Linked DNA regions of Homo sapiens: region 2 is linked to region 1. The links are chromatin loops, found by intact Hi-C in ENCODE. Cell type or tissue: heart right ventricle. All regions are shown on one strand. Links, peaks and the distances in the headings refer to the core of each region. The heading gives the core; the rest is flanking DNA.

What was found. Hi-C counts contacts between places; a loop is a spot of excess contacts. Peaks named below come from ENCODE experiments on the same cell type or tissue, not always from the same donor. Only the 100,000 strongest peaks of a DNase experiment are listed, where the experiment ranks them.
Region 2: a loop joins it to region 1, with 2.2 times the contacts of the local background. A loop is called at or near these places in 22 of 110 quality-filtered maps.

What each region holds. Positions count from the first base shown.
Region 1 is chr5:78,543,056-78,552,167 of GRCh38, forward strand. The region is part of intron 3 of LHFPL2 (LHFPL tetraspan subfamily member 2); the gene reads right to left. Among named protein-coding and RNA genes, the nearest start is that of LHFPL2, 100 kb to the right of the region's middle. RefSeq lists enhancers at 1-410, 411-1,228, 3,937-4,096, 6,315-6,364, 6,465-6,514. In heart right ventricle, for the core only: no CTCF peak of the experiment used is centred there; DNase peaks (open chromatin) are centred at 4,776 and 6,183; H3K27ac peaks cover 7,301 bases.
Region 2 is chr5:78,896,106-78,905,217 of GRCh38, forward strand. The region is part of intron 4 of ARSB (arylsulfatase B); the gene reads right to left. Among named protein-coding and RNA genes, the nearest start is that of ARSB, 85 kb to the right of the region's middle. RefSeq lists a silencer at 3,964-4,053. In heart right ventricle, for the core only: a CTCF peak has its summit at 3,904 (motif pointing right); a DNase peak (open chromatin) is centred at 3,936.

The DNA of each region.
Region 1 (9,112 bases), core at 677-8,676:
AAAGGAATAGGCAGCATGGTGCAGGCCAGGCAGAGAACCTACCTGCATAATAAAAGATGGTGGGGGGCTACCAGAAATTTGCACCCTATGCAAATGGCACACCTGGTCCAACCAATCTTTTGTGCCCTATGTAAACCAGACACCACCTCCTCACCCGGCATCTATAAAACCCTTTGCATTTCACCGCAGATCGGCAACCTGTTTGGGACCCCTCTCTCTGCAACAGAGACAGCCATTCTCTTTCTTCTGCCTTTTAAATTTCTCCTCCTAACCTCATTCCTTGTGTGTCCACGTCCTTGATTTCCTCAGTGAGACAACGAACTTCAGGTATCACCCCAGACAACGAGGCTGCTTCAGTGGGAATCTCCCTGGGGCTCTGTCCCTACAAGCAGGGGCACAGCATGCATCCACAGAGCTCTCTGGGCTCCAGGTGGGCCTCCACCTGGCCATTCTCCCTCACTGCCCCTCTGAGAGAGTGCGGCACAGTAGGAGAGCCAAGCCCTCAGCCTTGTCCCTGAGAGAATCCTCAGACCCCAGGCCTGGCCTTCTGGCTGCAGGGATGAGGTCAGGAGCCAGCAAAGCCCAGGGCAGCCCCACTAGGGCTGCAGGTCCCAGAAATCCCCAGGATACAGGGGACCAAGGTGAGGCTGAAGAGCGACCCTTTCCTCAGCAAGTCAAGTCACCTTCAGGAACACACAGCTGGAGGACTAAGGGAGACAGGTGAGATGTGTGTATAGTGACAAGGACAAAATAGGAAGATTAGAGCAAGACATCATGCCATTGCTGCACGTGAACTAAAGGCAGAGAAGATGACTTGGGACGGGAGGTGGAGGGGAGAGTCTGACTTTGCCTTTGATTGTCTCTTGCAATTCCAGGTGGAGATAGCAGAGACTCAGAATGGTGGAAGTCAATCTACCTCCAGTGGCAGATATGCCCAGGTGAGAGGGGCAGGCTGGCAAGCACTCTTCCCTGGCTCTAGTGAAGGGCACTGAGGGAGTGCTGAGGACAATCACTGACCACCCACCAGTGCCAGGACAGCAATGGCTTGACCTGCCCATTCAGAGTCCCTTGTTATGGCAGCTTCCCACGTGGCTGTCTTCCAGATATAGTTTGTCCTCTTACTTGAAGCCCCCAACCTGTGAGAACTTCAACACCCCAGCTGCTGTAGACAGTAAACTCCAAGAGGGGATCATGTGTCTCTCCCACAGGCAACACTGCATCCTTGCACAGGCATCTGGCACACAGAGCAGGTCTGCAATAAATATCTATTGCACGACACCTCAGAGGGTAAAGCAGAGCTCAGGTCTTTGGTTTTGCATCATTACAGGTAGCACATTTTGAACACAATATACAAAAGCAAATCGGCTTCAGCACTCCTGAATTGACATAGTAGGGGACAGGGGTAGACATAAAAAAAAATCTCTAAATGAAAACTAATAGTGGCTTTCTTATAGGGCTACCATTTTTACAGTAAAACTTTAGCTGGGAAAACCTCTGTTGTGATTTTTGTTAATAGGATGTATATGTAGCAGTTGTCTGAATCTTCAAGTAGCTGATCTGTGCGGATGCAGTGACGGAGCCACAGCTTGCTGACCGCAGCAGTTTTAAAGTGACTCATCAGCAAGGTCAGGCCACCTTGGTGGGAAACTGGGGCCAAAGGCAGAAAAGTGTGCCAGGAAGTCCCAGGCCATCTTCTTACACACACACACACACACGTATACACACACACACCCCAAAACAGAAAAAAAAATCCAGCTGAAATGAACGTTCCAGCCTGCATTTAACTCCATTTTAGTCTGCTTTTCAGTAACCAGGACAGCGACAAGCTTTTCTTTCTTGTCTTTTCTTTTTTTAAAAGAAAAAATTCCCTAACCAAAATATGGAATTCATCTGCATTGTAATCCCAAGTGGAGAGTGCACGCATTTCCTCTGGATCGTGCATCACTCACTCCCACTCTCTCTCATTTCTCATGGACAATGAATGGAAACACTCCCTTGTAGGAATTTCAACCGCCACTTTGAGACAGATGTTTTGGAAACCACTGACAAGCTGCTTGTCACTGTGAGGCGGATCATACACTTTCACAGCCATTTGGTCCAAAACCACGCAGAGAGCGCTTCTTCACGTCCAGCTCCAATACGATCTGCAGGGTATTAGATGGCTGATACTTAGCCACTTCTTCATGTCCCCCTTACCCAACACATTCCCCATCAGGAGGCAACACCGAAGGCTCTATCTCAGCAAAGTCACCATTGTCTGCTATAGAATCAAGAGTAGGATTTCTCTGTGAAGATCCAGCATGGTCCAAGCCTTCAATGAAAACACTACTTTCAGGAAGAGAGTTAGGCACTTGGGAAAGAAAATGAACATTTTTAAGCCACCAAGGTACTGTTCATAAATGTCTGCTAGGCAAATGGGGACCTCATGGCTTGAAAGAGTTATTATTCAATACTTCCCAAGCACCCACATAAGTTCATGTTTCTCCCTGAGGGCCTCACTTGCTCCATGAGACGAACTCACTACAGCGTTCATCTTGTTTAAAAAGACTTGGTGTGATGCGTGGAGGCCGATCATTCGAGCCACCTGGATGTGCTGTGAAATAGTTTCTCAAGCAGTCCCAGCTTTTCCAAATGCACCTATCAAAACAAACCTAAGTGCCTGTTAAATTCACTCTTTAGGAGACCTACTTTGTTCCAACAGAGTCAACTGACCGAAGATAACTTTCTGCAGAATCTAAGACACTCGCCTGAACAATCTTATTGGCCAGAATAAAGAATAAGACACTGGTTCATATACATTTGGAAGGGTATGAAGTCAGTCAAGGGCAGACCCTCAAAAAGACTCATCCTTACTTCTCAGTCTTTAGCTAAGGCCATGATACAGAGGCTGAAATGAAGAAACTAAGATACAATCTGAGAAAAATACCCAAACTTTAAAACTTAAAACCTGTGCAAAAGTTGCTCTCCTATACCTTGGTCATGTTACTTACTGAGTTCTAATTTCTACGGTACCACTAAAAACTCTGGAGTGACCGTCTGTGAGCCATTAAACCCAAGCACAAACGCACACTTTCAGGGCTGTACATGTCTGCGTAGTTTTTGCACACATTGTTAAGATTATACTGCTGGCTTATTTTCTCTATATTCTCTTTTCTACGATAAAGATCATTTACATGCAACATTAAATTTCAACTTTATATGGGGCAATTTTTGAGTGGATTGATCATAAAGCCGCATCTCTGGCAGGAAAGACACTTTTCAAAGTAGCCGTTCTGAGGCACTCCACTCACTAAAACCATGAGAGGGACACGGCAGCAGTGTATGCAAGGGCATCGGCTCTAGCCAAGAGGGCCTATCCCCACCCCCACTACTTTATCCTTGGGCAAACCACTCAACCTCAAGACTCAGCTTCCCCATGCATGAAACAGGGATAATAATAGAACCTACATTTTGTAGGATGAGCAATGCATCCTAGAAACAGTGATCAACAAATGGAAAGCTCTCCATAAATGATATTTTTTATCACATGATTCTCAGTAACCTCGACTCCAGGACTTGCTGGTGCTTACTTAGAACACCACAATCTGGCAGAATCACCTGCACATATGACTAGAACTGGCCTCCTGTCTCCTTGCTACTTAGAGGTCACAGTCTGCGTCTTCTGTGTATATTGACTACGAGTTTCTTGATGACATAGTGGTCACACAGAAACATCTATTTGTTTAGTGCTTTGCTTTTGGCTGCTTCCAAATGTCTGTGGATTGATCGATGCAGATCCCAGAAATGTAATCATTAGTTGCCTGGCTAAAGAGGTTTCTCTCTGTTTGTTTTTATTAGAAGTCAGTCCTCTGAACCTGTGGTTTGCAAACTTTCTTTTTGAGCATGAAACACTGTTTACAGAATCTGACAAACAACCCCAGTTCTGCATAGGAAACAGATGAAAGCAGAACTGTACTGGTAAAAAAAAAAAAAAAGTAGGGGGTTGAGGAGGGTCCCCTTGGCCCCCATCACCTCCAGGTAGCTCCTAAAATGTCCCTAGAAAGTGGAACACTCTGTGGAACAGGCTCAGAAGGGCGCTGATCTAAACCATCCTTCCAATTTCCATCTTATGGCCTAGAAATGCCACTCAGCCCGAACCCTAAGAGGCTCACCGGGGCACTCCTGCTCCTCATCTCACGGCTGCATCAGTAACAACAGAGGCAGAGCCCACAAACCACGATCTTGTGCTTCCTAAATGTTCCCAACATGGCTGTGGGCTGGGCAGACACACAAACCCTTCCTTTCTTTGTTTTACTGACTACACATTGAGTTACATCAACTCCCCAAAAGCAATGTCCTAGGACCACAGTGTTTACATGGCTGTGCCAGCCAGCACACATGACGTCTGATATCATTACTCTGGGCTTCTGGAGGAGCCATAGTGCATTTACACTTCTTTATACTCACTGAGCAGTGGCATGGAAACCAAGGTCAATCCAATCTATCAAAACCTCACCAAAATTTTAAAATAATTTGCAATGAAAATGCCTTTCTCATGGTGGAATACACAGTCCTTCCAATGTCTGTGAAGTACCAGCACAGTTTCCACACGTATGAAATATTAACAGGGACAAAAAAAAAATTGAGAAATTCAGAGGAGGGGATCAGGATAACAAAGCAGCTGGAGAAAGTCATTGCTTCAGAAAGCACCAGGACTAGGAAGCAGGCCCCGCCTCCTCGGTTTAACTGCCGCTCAGCGGAAGCATGACGTAGGTCTCACTGTGGGAACCCAGAGGTACAGGGGGCCTGTTCAGGGTGGTCTGAGGGAGACTGGCCAGGAGGGTTGGGGCTGGAGCCAACCAACAAAATATCCCAACCCATCGTGAAGAAAATATTTCCTCCTCAGGAAAGGCCGCTACATCTCCCCAGGGAATGGCTGGAAGACTCCCAGCCTGAGTCATTCGGAAACAGATTTACAAAGCACTCGGGAGGATCCCGAGGGAATGATCAGGCCGAGACGGAGGAAGAGCCTTCATGACCAAGTGGGTCTTTTCCAGCTCCAGCTCCCATGACTGCAAGGTCCTTCTGGTTCTTCCCAACTCACTCTGGCCAGCACGGCTGTAGCATGACTGTCACGATCCTTGGCTCTGAGTGTTTTAAGGCCTGGATGTGGCGATGCAGAGGCCTCCCAGCTACGGTACATAAGCTACAGTCTGCACTTCCACGTAAAGAGCTCCACCCGGCCTTGGGGCATGGAGAAGGTAGTGGATGTTGTATCCAAGGAGCTGGTGCTGGCCCAGGCCCAGTCCCAAGCACTTGCCTGTCCAGCCTCCGTGGGGAGCGCCCACCAGCAGCCCTCTCACATTTCTGCATCTCACCAAAGGCCTGCTGAAAACAGGCCCCCTGTGACATCTGCTAATCAGATTTGCCCCTGGAGCCAGTAATAATTAAACTTGGTCTATGAAAGGAACACTGGAAAGGTCTCCCATCCCACAGCTGGTCAGCAAACAGAGCAGAAGGGCCGTATCTACAGCCATGTCTGTGTAAATCTTATTCAGCTGTCAGAATGAGCCCTAAGTGACACTGGTCACCCTCACAGGTAGCTGTCAGCCCTTGGAAAGCTGTTGCTGGGGGCAGCTATGAGGGCTAGAACTTCTCCCTCAGCTCCCCTCACCTTTCCTAGGCAGCACTGGCAGACTTATGCTGGATCACGCACCCTGGGATTAAATGCCATTTTCTGTGCTGTTCCTCATGTGCCAAACATATTATGTGCTTGTTAACTATTCACCTGATTCAGGTTTCTGGAAAACTCCTATCCAGAAATTTAGATTTAAACCAGAAAAGCCTCCTAGAAAGTATCAGATTAGATAAGAAAATTGTATTTTTCTGTCTTATATCAGCATTTCTATTGGGTGATACTGCTTATGTTGGTTGTATCTGTTAACTATTGTTGAGTAACAAAGTGCCTTAACATTTCATAGCTTAAAATACCTGATTATTTCTCACAATCCCAGGGTTCGGCTGGCTGTTCCTCTGCTGGTTTCTCCTGGGCTGGCTCACGATGGCTTTCAGCTAGTCAGCTGCGCAGGAAGGCCCACAAAGGCTTCCTTCACGTGTCTGGTCATGAATGCTGCCTGCCAACAGGGGAACCTTGGCTCTCCTCTGCAGGCCCCTTATCCTTCTGGGGCGAGACTGGCTTACTTACACAGAGGTCTCAGAGCAGAGTTCCAAGAAGGTGAAAGTGGAAGTAGTCAGACCCTTTGAGGCTGAGACTCTAGAACTTACACAATACTTCTGCCACATTTCAGCCATGAAGGGAAGTCAGAAGGCCAGCCCAGACCCAAGGGGCAGGGAAATAAGACTCCAGTTATTAATGGCAGAGTGAAAAAGAATGTGCAACCATTTTTAACCTACCACATGTCAGCATCTCCCCAACTGGGTCAGAGTTATAGGAGTTCTGGGGCAGGGCCATAGGTACTCTGAGATCAAAGCAATCCCAGGACAGACACTGAGTCCTGTATCCCCTTGAAGAGCCACAACACACATTGGCATGCTGAAGACTCTGAGTAGCCCTCCAATAACAATAAATTCTGCTCGATTTTCTTTCATCAGGAGTAAGTTTATAGAGGCGGAGGAAGACCACTTTCCTGTAACACGATTTTGGAAAGTCTGGTCATGAGTTCTGGATTTTTAGAACAGTTCCAGTTGAATATATTTTGTCTTGCTGCCTTAATACATGTCCCATAAATGTTGCATCCATGTCTAAAATACCTTCCAATATGTGGAAGTAGCACACAATATGGTAATTCCTGAGTGGGGGTTATGACTCTAAAGGTCACCACAGTGCAGCTCTCCAGTAATTAGACATTAAGAAACTTCCACTCAAAATCATCTTGATCCTTGAAAAACTTTCCTAGAAGTTATATGCAAAAAACTGGGGGTTGTTTTCTTCAGGTACAGTATTTCTGAGCATTGACAGAAGTCTTGATTCCTACAGAACAAATGTTACAATTCACTCTGAATAAATTCCACGTTTGAAATTCAATAACAATAAATAATATAACCCATAGTGGATCAGGAGGCCAAGCTTGCACACAGGCTACTGGACCACTAGCAAACCACGCTACTTCTTACCTGCCTGTTGGCCACCAATCTGGAGCCTCCCATACAATTTTCTACTCCTTTGAAAAGAAAAGGCTCATCCATCTTCACAACCAGGTTCTCCACTTTCAACAGCCATGGCACGGAAGACATTGAACTAATACTCTAGTCATGAGAACATGATGATCCCAATAGTGGGTGAAGATTCATGAGAGGAGGGCAAACTCAAACCAAGGATTCAGGCCGTTATGAAGAGAGCTCTCACAAGACCAAGAACAGTCAAGAGCAGTCTCAATTCAGGGCCCAAACTCCAAAATAGTCCCTATGCATGGAGAGGGAGAGCGCCGGAATGCAGTGAAGGCACAGGGAGACACTGGATGCTGAACACAAGACTGAAAAAGGATCCTCTTTACTTCTGTTTTATTTATTTTTATTTATTTATTTATTTATTTTGAGATGGATTCTCACTCTGTTGCCCAAGCTGGAGTGCAGTGGCATGATCTCGGCTCACTGCAATCTCCGCCTCCCGGGTTCAAGAAATTCTCTTGCCTCAGCCCCCTGAATGGCTGGGATTACAGGTTCCCACCACCAGGCTCGGCTAATTTTTGTATTTTTGGTAGACACGAGGTTTTGCCATGTTGGCCAGGCTGGTCTGGAACTCCTCATCTCAAGTGATCTGCCCATCTCAGCCTCCCAAAGTGCTGGGATTACAGGCGTCAGTCACCGTGCCCAGCCATACTTCTGTATTTATTCTCATATTGGACAGAATGTCTGACAAAGGGAATAGAGAGAATTTATTTTTATCTTGCTGCTGAAACAGCTTCTTAGAATTAGTGATTCTTACCTCATTCACTAAACAATGGTGATTCACCAAAAGACAGAGCAGTCAGTGGCCAATTTACTAACTTGGACTCAAAACATCCTACCATTCCTTCTTGGGTGTCAAATATTTTTAAACCCTTTTCTTACATTGTAAAATCATCAGGGAAACATCTCCTGGAAGCCTAACTGCAATTTCAAAGGATGGAATAAAAGTGAATCTAGAGGAACGGGGAATTCCGTGGGAAAAAACACCTCATAAATGATAAAAGAGGAAGTAGAAATTTCTAAGGAATTGTGAGTGCATTGGTCTAAGAAATAAACAAGGTAACTTCTTGGAAGAGTTCCATAGCAAAGTCATTTGGGGAGCCTTTTTGAGAATGGCTGAACGTCAAATCTTATGGGCAATTTTGAATTTAAAGAGCCAAGAGATCAGTCAGTCCAAGACTTGGTGAGTTGGTAATTGGGCCTACTGTCCTGGGGGTTCCTAGGTTTGTATCTGGGGGCCACTTCAGCTCCTGGTCCTAATTCACCCTGAGAAATGGCTCCAGGCCCTGGACACCACCTTGAGCTGTCTTTCCCTCTAACAAGGTAGCTATTCAATCAGAAATAAAAGACTGTTGGGGCTCAGAAAACAACACCCCAAAACGAAGCCCTAGCAGCAGCCTTAGAAACATGAAGTTATTCTCTTTCTCCTGTCCTCCTATGTCTCAGTCCCAGTCTCCTGAGGCAGGCCACAAAAACTAGAATCCCACTTCCCCAAGGTGGGTTATAGAAGCCAGAACCCCCTTTCCCAAAAGCCAGCCATGAAACCTAAAAATATTCTATGTAAAAACTGGCCTTAAAGAAATTTTCTGATCTACCTTTTTTGACTGTAGGTCCTAAGACCCTCATTGCAGAGAGGGTACTGCCCCACACCCAGAAGAAAGGAATGCATGCCCAGAGAGGCCAAGAGGAATCTAGACAGGCTAGGTTTCCCCACTCAAGCTATTAGCATTAGATCATACCCTCTTGTCAAATCATATATCTACATGCCTGTTCATACTCTGTTGAACCTATGCACAAAAATGGGCAATTTCCCCTGTATCTTTGGGTCTTCATTCTGAAGGCACTCGTGTATACGTGTTTAATAAATTTGTATGCCTTTCCTCCTATTAATCAATCTGCCTCATGTCAGTGATTTTTTTTTTTTTTTTTGAGACAGAGTCTCGCT
Region 2 (9,112 bases), core at 628-8,627, 350 kb after region 1:
GGCTCAGAGGCTTCTCACACCACAGTGTGGAAGGGGTTGCAGCTGAACTGATGAATGTTTTTGATTTGGTGTTGAGAAGAGCACAAATGTGGCACAGAGATGGTCCAAAGAGTCTCCGCAGGCAAGGAGGTCGCAGCATGATCTAGATGGATGATATAAAAAGGCCAGCCAGGAACAGGAATGTTTCTGCAGAGGCTTGTGCAAGGATGACTATGGACCACACACTTCCTTCAGCTCCAACGCACTGGCTCCCTGGAGGGGAGCCAGGATGAGATCATGAATTAACTGAGATGATCTGAATTGACTGGAACCAGGTTTCCTCCACCCAGCAGAATAGGGACCCCAGAGGTACTGCGTTCAGTGACAGGGTAAAAAAGAAGTAAGTTATATTCTTTGCAGATCTAAGTTTGTGCACTGAAATTTGTGATTACTATGCATATGTGTGAGCACTATGGCTGGATGTCCTAGACTTGATGGATATAATAATTGTGTTAGGCTATTTTGTAGGCGAAATAGAAGTTAAATCCATTTTTATTGTTTTGGTTATTTTGAAGCAGTAATATGGACTCATTCCAAGACTTTACATTTTTATGTAATAGCAACTATAATGATAGGAAAAGTACTGAAATCAGAAGAAAGTTTGTTTCTATAACATGCCTCTCAGGCTTTTCAAATCTAACATCCCCACCCTTTTCATAACAAATATTTTGTGATGCTCCTTTGTCCTGAAATGGAATTTATATACAATACTGTAACTATATGTCTAATTAAAAAAAATAACTCTCAGTGTAATACAGAGTAGAAAAAGGCAATTAATAATAAAATAGCATGTATTTCATAGGAAAATGCGCAGGTTCAACCCTAAAAGACATAGCAAAGTGGTTAGATGAGTGCATACAGTTATAGACGAAATAAATTTGGACTTAAGGCCATTCTATAGTAGAAATACAAAAAAAAAGAGAGAGCAGGGATAAATGCTAAAATAAAGATTAGAATATTAATTATATATTAAAACCACGCAAAAAATACTTTGTGTTTATGTGTAAAACATAGAGACTAGACTTAGGTTCTAGTCTCAGAAAATTGTAAACAAGCTTTTAATCTTCATGACTAACCAGCAGGATATTTTGTAAGTTGTACAGGACTTGGGACAATTCCTCACTGTGTGGGGTTATTACGGGCATTGCATCCTGAGCCCCCTACTCACTAACTATCAGTAACACTCAAGTGAATTTCTAAAATACTCTCAGTAAAAACCACTGCCCTATACAATGGCAGGATTGGGACATATGGCCAGAGATAGGTAGTGACCTCTCTTTCAAGAGGCTTCACAGGTTAGCACTCATTACCTTGTGAATTTAACACAGTTTGGGGTCTGGCCTAAACCTCTGTAAGCTTATAAATAATTCTAACAGCATATGGAAAGAGGTTCCACTTTTTAGAAGCAGAATCACTGTAAATGATATATATATAATCACAAAGTCAATTAATTGATTTACAAAGTAAATTTATCACAGTGACTGGCATGTTTATGGCCCATGGGAGTGGCATAAATGTATGGGAAATCAAGTTATAATCAGATCTCCTGGTAAGTAAGGACTCAGATATAATATTTGTATTTTTGTAATATGTGGACTCTCATAATAATTATTTTTCAGATCTAAAATATATTCTATAAATATAAAATATTTATATTTACTATATTCAAAAATGCACTAAAAGCTGCTTTAATGAGAAAATTCACCAATTTTTAAATATTTTTTTCTAGCAACTAAGACTTCAAAAATGATTAATCTAAGTTCATTCAGGAAAAAATAGATAACGTACATGCCCTATACCCATTAAAGACATTGAAATTAGTAATTAAAAACCTCCCCACAGGCCGGGTGCGGTGGCTGACGCCTGTAATCCCAGCACTTTGGGAGGCTGAGGTGGATGGATCACATGAGGCCAGGAGTTCGAGACCAGCCTGGCCAACATGGAGAAACCCCGGCTCTACTAAAAATACAAAAATTAGCCAGGTGTGGTGGCAGGCACCTATAATCCAAGCTACTCAGGAGGCGGAGGCAGGAGAATCGCTTGAACCCGGGAGGCAAAGGTTGCAGTGCCGAGACTGTGCCACTGCACTCCAGCCTGGGCGACAGAGTGAGGCTCTGTCTCAAAACAAAACAAAACAAAACCTTCTCACCAAGAAAATTTCAGGCCCAAATGCCTTCATTGGCAAATTCTACCAAACATTTAAGAAAGGAATAATACTAGTTCTATACAAACTCTTTCAAAAAATAGATAGGAATCCTGTACTTCCCAACTTATTCTATGAGGCCAGCATTACTCTGACACCAAAATGAAACAAAGACATTACAGAAAAAGAAAACCACAATGAACACAGGTGTAAAAATCTTTAACAATATTTAGGAAATCAAATTTAGCTTTATATAAAAAAACATACATTAGTTTTCTATTACCACACACTTAGCAGCTTAAACAATACACACTTATTATTGTACAGTTCTGCAGGCTGTACAATACATTCAGCTGCTGAGGCCTGTACAAGTCTGATGCAGGTCTCACTGGGCTAATGTCAAGGTGTTGAGAGGGCTGCATTCCCTTCTGGAAGTTCCATTTCCTTGCCTTTCTAGCAAATCCATTTCCTTGCCTTTCTAGCTTCTAGAGGCTGTTTTCACTCCTTGGCTCATGTCTTTTGAGCTTCATAGTAGAGTTATGAGTGGATTGCATACCAGCAATACAGTAAGAGAGTATTCTGAGTTTGTCCAGGTACTTAATTTTACCTGTAGGTTTTATACTTTGAAAAGTTTTCTTTTGCACATTAGCGTTTTTTCTTTCAGACTGAAGAACTGCCTTTAGTATTTCTTGCAAGATGGATCTAGTGGTGGTGAATTCTCTCAGCTTTTGTTTGTCTGGGAAAGATTTTATCTCTCCTTTATATTTGAATGATAATTTTGCTGGATACAATATTCTTGGATGGCAGGCTTTTTTTGTCTCTCTTTGAGCAATCTGAAAATGCCATTCCACTCCCTCCTGGCCTGTTTAGTTTCCTTAGAGTAATCCGTTGCCACATGAATTAGAGCTACTTTACGTGTTATTTGCTTCTTTTCTCTGCTGCTTTTAGGATCCTCTCTTTGTCCTTGACCTTTGAGAGTTTCATTTTTCTATGCCTTGGAGTAGTCTTATTTGGGTCAAATCTGTTTGGTGTTCTCTGACCTTTCTGTAGCTGGATATTTCTCTTTCTCAAGTTTTGGAAAGTTTTCAGTTCTTATCCTTTTGAATCAACTTTCTACCCCTTGCTCTCGCTTCACTCTCTCTTGAACACCAACAGCAGTAATTCTTAGATTTGGTCTTTTGAGGTAATTTTTTACATATTGTAGGTGGTCTTTGTTACATTTTATTCTTATTTCTTTTTTCTTCTCTGATTGTGTATTTTCACACAGCTGGTTTTTGAGCTCATAGATTCTTTCCTCTGCTTGGCTCACTCTGCTGCTCAGAGCCTCTTAAGAGTTCTTCAGTTTGGCAAATGTATTTCTCAGTTCTAAGATTTCTGTTTGATTTTTTAAAATTATTTCAATCTCTTTGTTAGATTTCTCTGATAAATTTCTGCTTTTCTGTATTATCTTGGAGATACCTGAGTTTCCTTAAAACTGCTATTTTAAATTATTGGTCAGAAGCTAATAGTCGCCATCTCGTTAGGGTCAGTCATTGGATTTTTGCTTTGTCCTTTGGGGAGACTGTGGTTCCCTGTTTGCTGTTGTTACTTGCGGGTATATGTCTATGTCTTTGCATTGAAGGATTAATTATTGATTCTAGTTTTCTCTGTCCAGCTTGTTTTGTCTTTCATTGAATATATTTGCTTAATCTTTGCAACTAGATTGCTGCCTCCTTTTCGGCTCTAGGTGGCGCTATAAGCCCAGGTTCACTTTGGCTCTAGTAAACGGTTGCAGTGCTGCCTGTCCCAAATGGGGGAGTCACCAAAGGGATTATCCCAGGTATGTTCTACAGGCTCCTAGGCAGGAACCCCTAGTCAGCAGTGTGGGAAGACTGGCTAGGGGTTCCTGCCCATGGGAACCTGTGGAATGTACCTCCTACAGTGTGGTGCTGCTGAATAGCCACTCTGATTTGGTGTCTCATTTGGCTGAGTTACAGAGCAGAGTTTCCAGGGTTGGGGATGGTAGTCTCACCTTCTGACCTTTGTTGCAGCCTGTCCTCAGAGATATTTCTCCCTACAGGCACTCACAATGCTTCCCATGAGTTAAGGCAGGGACAGGACTCCTGCTACGGAACCCAAGAAGGTGAGGAAGCTGGTTGACCACTCAATTTCACTTTTTCCAGTGTAAAAACAGAATTGAGGGAGATTTTCCACATGCTTGGTGCTGAAAGAATGTAGGGGAGGGGACTCGCAGACGTGGAAATCTGATTCTCCAATCATATGCTCAAGGTTTTTCCACTTCTCTGTGGCCCTGGGGGCTGTCTCATCCTCATACTTGAACTCTGGGTTGTTGCTGGTGAAAATCTCAATGCTATATATTTGTTTTTGGTCTTCTATTGAGGGATTGAAGCTGGCTTGCTTCTATACTACCATTTTGAAATCCTGCATTCCTTGATTCATGCCCTCTTCCTTCACCTTCAAAGTCAGCAATGGGCGGGCGCAGTAGCTCACGCCTGTAATCCCAGCACTTTGGGAGGCCTAAGGAGGCAGATCACGAGGTCAGGAGATCGAGACCATCCTGGCTAACACAGTGAAGCCCGTCTCTACTAAAAATACAAAAAAATTAGCTGGGCATGGTAGCGGGCGCCTGTAGTGCCAGCTACTTGGGAGGCTGAGGCAGGAGAATGGTGTGAACCCGGGACCTGGGAGGCAGAGCTTGCAGTGAGCCGAGATCGCGCCACTGCCCTCCAGCCTGGCGACAGAGCAAGACTCCGTCTCAGGAAAAAAAAAAAAAAAAAAAGTCATCAATGATGGTTGAATCCTTTTCATATCATATTACCCGACCTCCTCTTCTGCCTCCCTCTTCCACTTTTAAGGTCACCGATTGCACTGGTCCAACCAGATAATCCAGGACAATCTCCTCATCTTCAGGTCAGTTTATCAGAAACCTTAATTTGGTCTGCAATCTTAATTCCCCTTGTCATATAACATAACATATTCACAGGTTCCAGGCTTTAGGGCATGTTTGGAGGCAGGAGGGAGACGGGGGATTACTCTGCCTACCACAAACATGATGATAAAGTGATATTTATCCCAAGACTGCAATCAATTTTCAAATAGAAGAACAGAGTTAGAAGAATTATACTATCCAATTTCAAGAACTACTATAAAGCTACAGTAATCAAGATTTCATGGAACTGGAATGGAGTGCCTAGTAAAACAACCACATTTAAATGGTCATTTGCTTTTTAGCAAGGGTGCCAAACCAACCAATAGGGAAATAGTTTTTTCAAAAAAAAATAATGCTAGAGTATTCTGATATCTACGTTAAAAAAAACAAACAAAACCTTGACAAACCCTACTTCATAACACACATAAAAATTAAAGATGAATCATATTACAACTCAATAATAAAAGATAACCAAATTAAAATATTGACACAGGATTTAAATAGACATTTCTCTAAAGAAGATACACAAAAATAGATGGTCAATAGATACACAAAAAGATGTCCCACATTAGTCATCCAAGAGGCACAAACTAAAACCATAAGAAGATACCACTTTATACCCAATAGGATTACTATATAACAAAAAAGACAGACAATTGACAAGTGGTGGTAAGGACGTGGAGAAACTGGAACACTCATAAATTGCTGGTGGGAGTGTAACATGATGCAGCTGCTTTGAAAAACAGTGTCTTAGTCTTGTTTTCTGTTGCTGTAACAGAATACCATAGGCTGGTTAATTTATATAGAAAACAAGTTTATTTAGCTCATGGTTCTGGAGGCTGGGAAGTCTAAGAACATGGTGCTGGCACCAGGTGAGGGCCTTCATGTGGTGTCATAACATGACAGAGGGCATCATATGATAAGAGGGCAAGAGCAAGAGAGACTGAGAGAACTCACTTTTATAACAAAGCCACTCTCAATGTAATGAACCCATTCCTGTGACAGTGACATTAATCTATTCATGATGGCAAAACCCTCATTAATCCATTCATGAGGACAGAAGGATTCGGTTTCCAACACATGAACTTTTGGGAGATACCTTCAAACCATGGCAAAGGGTTTAGCAGTTCCTCATAAAGTTAAACATAGATTTACCACATGATCCACCAATTCCACACCTAGGTATATACCCAAGAGAAGTAAAAATATATGTCCACACAAAAATTGGTACCTGAATGGTCATAGCAGCATTATTCATAATAGCCCAAAAAAGTAGGAACAACCCAAATATCCATTAACTGATTAATGGATTTTTTAAAATGTATATTTTCAGCAATGTATAGCAATAAAAGGGATATTATGCATCAGCAAAAAGAAATGAAATACTGATTTATGCTACAAAATGGATGAACATCTAAAACATTATGCCAAATAAAAGAAGCCAGACACAAAAAGCCATATATTGTATGATTCCATTTTTACGAAATGTCTAGCTTAGTAAAATCCATAAGGACAAAACATAGATTATGTGATTGACAGAGGGAGGAAAGGGAGTTGGGAGTAACTGCTAAGGGGTAGAGAATTTCTTGTATGTTTAATTTTTAAAATGTTCTAGAATTAGACAATGGTGATGATTGCACAACTTTGTGAATATACTAAAAACCAGTGAACTGTATACTTTAAAAGGATGAATTTCATGGTATATGAATTATATCTCAATAAAAACAATACTGTATGAGGAAAAAGAAGATAGATCAAAGACCTAAATGCAACAGCTAAAACCATAAAACTTTTATAGAAAAACAGAGAATAGGTCTTAGAATAGGTCAAAAGTTTCTTAAAACCAACAGTTTTGTTTAATATATTTATGTATAAAAATAGATAAGACCCATAATGGTGTACCAGGGAGCAAAATGATGATGTAACTTCAGAGGGGGAATAAGCAGTGGGAGAAAGTACAGCTCTGGTCAGCTGGGGAGATCTCATTGCAAGTAAGCACCCATCCTGGATGTTTTGCCATTTGGATGAGAGGTGCGTTAAAGAAAAAATCCTACATTCAGGAAAAGTCTTCCTAGTGTCACAAGAATGTAAAAAATCTGCTTCATTTAAACAGTCCAAGCCTGCCCACTCCATGTATATTTCAGAACACAAGCAGGGATATATCTCAGCACAAAAGATGTGATTCCTCGAGACAGCATTCTAAATACTTCCCTAATTATCAAAACCCAGAGCTTCCAAGACATGTCAGATTCTTTGTTCTTGTTTTCACCAGTCCATCAAATTTGCTTGGCTTCTTTTATAAAACAGTAGACCTCCTCTGGAGTCAATGTGCTTCTCTTTCTCTTACAGGCCCCTACTTTTATACTGCATTTTTTCAGCGAGGCCTTTTGTGGTAAGCTGACCCTACAAAACATCTGCCTGGCATATGAAACACAAAATTCTTTTTTGGAAAGCTTTCTGTATGTATCAGAGACCATTTCATTGTTTATTCCATTTTTGGCTTCCTGAAAGTTTATGGAATCAAATGGAAAATGACTTCAAAATAGATAAGAGATTACATGAATCTTTTCTATACTTCACATAGTCATGAAGATATATTAACCATATCAGATATGAAATCATGTGCTGGTGATTTCTTTTTAATTTACATACAGTAAAATTCACTTATTTTGGTGTGCATCATTATGGATTTTAACAAATAGAGTCATATAAATACCACCACAATCAGGATAGAACATTCTATCACTGTGATATAACTCCTTTGTACCACCTCTTTGTAGACAAATTGTACACCCAGCCTTAACCCCTGGCAACCACTGATGCTTCTCTGTCGTTAAGGTTTTGCTTTTTCCAGAATGTCATATAAAAAAATCATAGTGTGTGTAATCTTTTCAGTCTGGCTTCCTGCATTCAGCATAATGCATTTGTGATTCATCCATGCTAATGTGTGTATCAACAGTTCATTACACTACTGAGTAGTAGTCCACTGCACAGAAGTACCACATCTGTTTATCTATTTGCTAGTTGAAGGACATTTGGGTTTTTCAGTTTTTAGTAATTATCAATAAAGATGCTATAAATATATGGGTATTGTTTTTTGTGTGAACATGCTTTCATTCAATTTCATTCAATCCCATGAATGAGACTGCTGCTTTCAAGGTATTTTTTTTTTTCATCTTTAGTTTTCAGCAGTTCCATTATGATGCTGGTGTAGTTTTCTTTGAGTTTATCCTGTTTGGATTTCACTGAGCTTCTTGAATTTGTACATGTATCTTGCACCAAATTTGTGAAGTTTTCACACATTATTCCTTTATATATTTTTTCTACACTAATATTTCTGCTCTCTTTCTGGACTCTAATGACATAAATGCTAGACCTTTTGATATTATTCCATAGGTCCCTGCAGCACTGTTTTTCTTCCTTTTTTCTGTGTTTCAGGCTGTATAATTTTCTTTCTTTTCTTTCTTTCTTTTTTTTTTTTTTTTTTTTGAGAGAGGGTCTCACTCTGTTGCCCAGGCTGGAATGCAGTGGCGCTATCTCAGCTCACTGCAACCTCTGCCCTCCTGGGTTCAAGCAATTCTCCTGCCTCAGCCTCCTGAGTAGCTGGGACGACAGGCGTGTGCCACCACACCTGACTAATTTTTGTATTTTTTGGTAGAGATGGGGTTTCATCATGTTGGCCAGGCTGGTCTTGAACTCCTAGCCTTAAGCAATCTGCCCACCTCAGCCTCCCAAAGTGCTGGGATTACAGGCACGAGCCACCACGACCAGCCCAGACTGTATAATTTCTATTGATCTATCTTGAAGTTCACCGACTCTTCTTTATCAGCTCCATTCTGCTATTGGACCCATAGAGTTAATTTTAAATTTCAGATATTGTGTTTTTCAGTTCTATAATTTTCATTTGTTTTGTTTGTTCATTTGTTTGGCTTTAGTTTCTATTTCACTGCTATTTTTCCATTCATTTCAAGAGTGTTCAACTTTGTCTCATGGAGAATGGT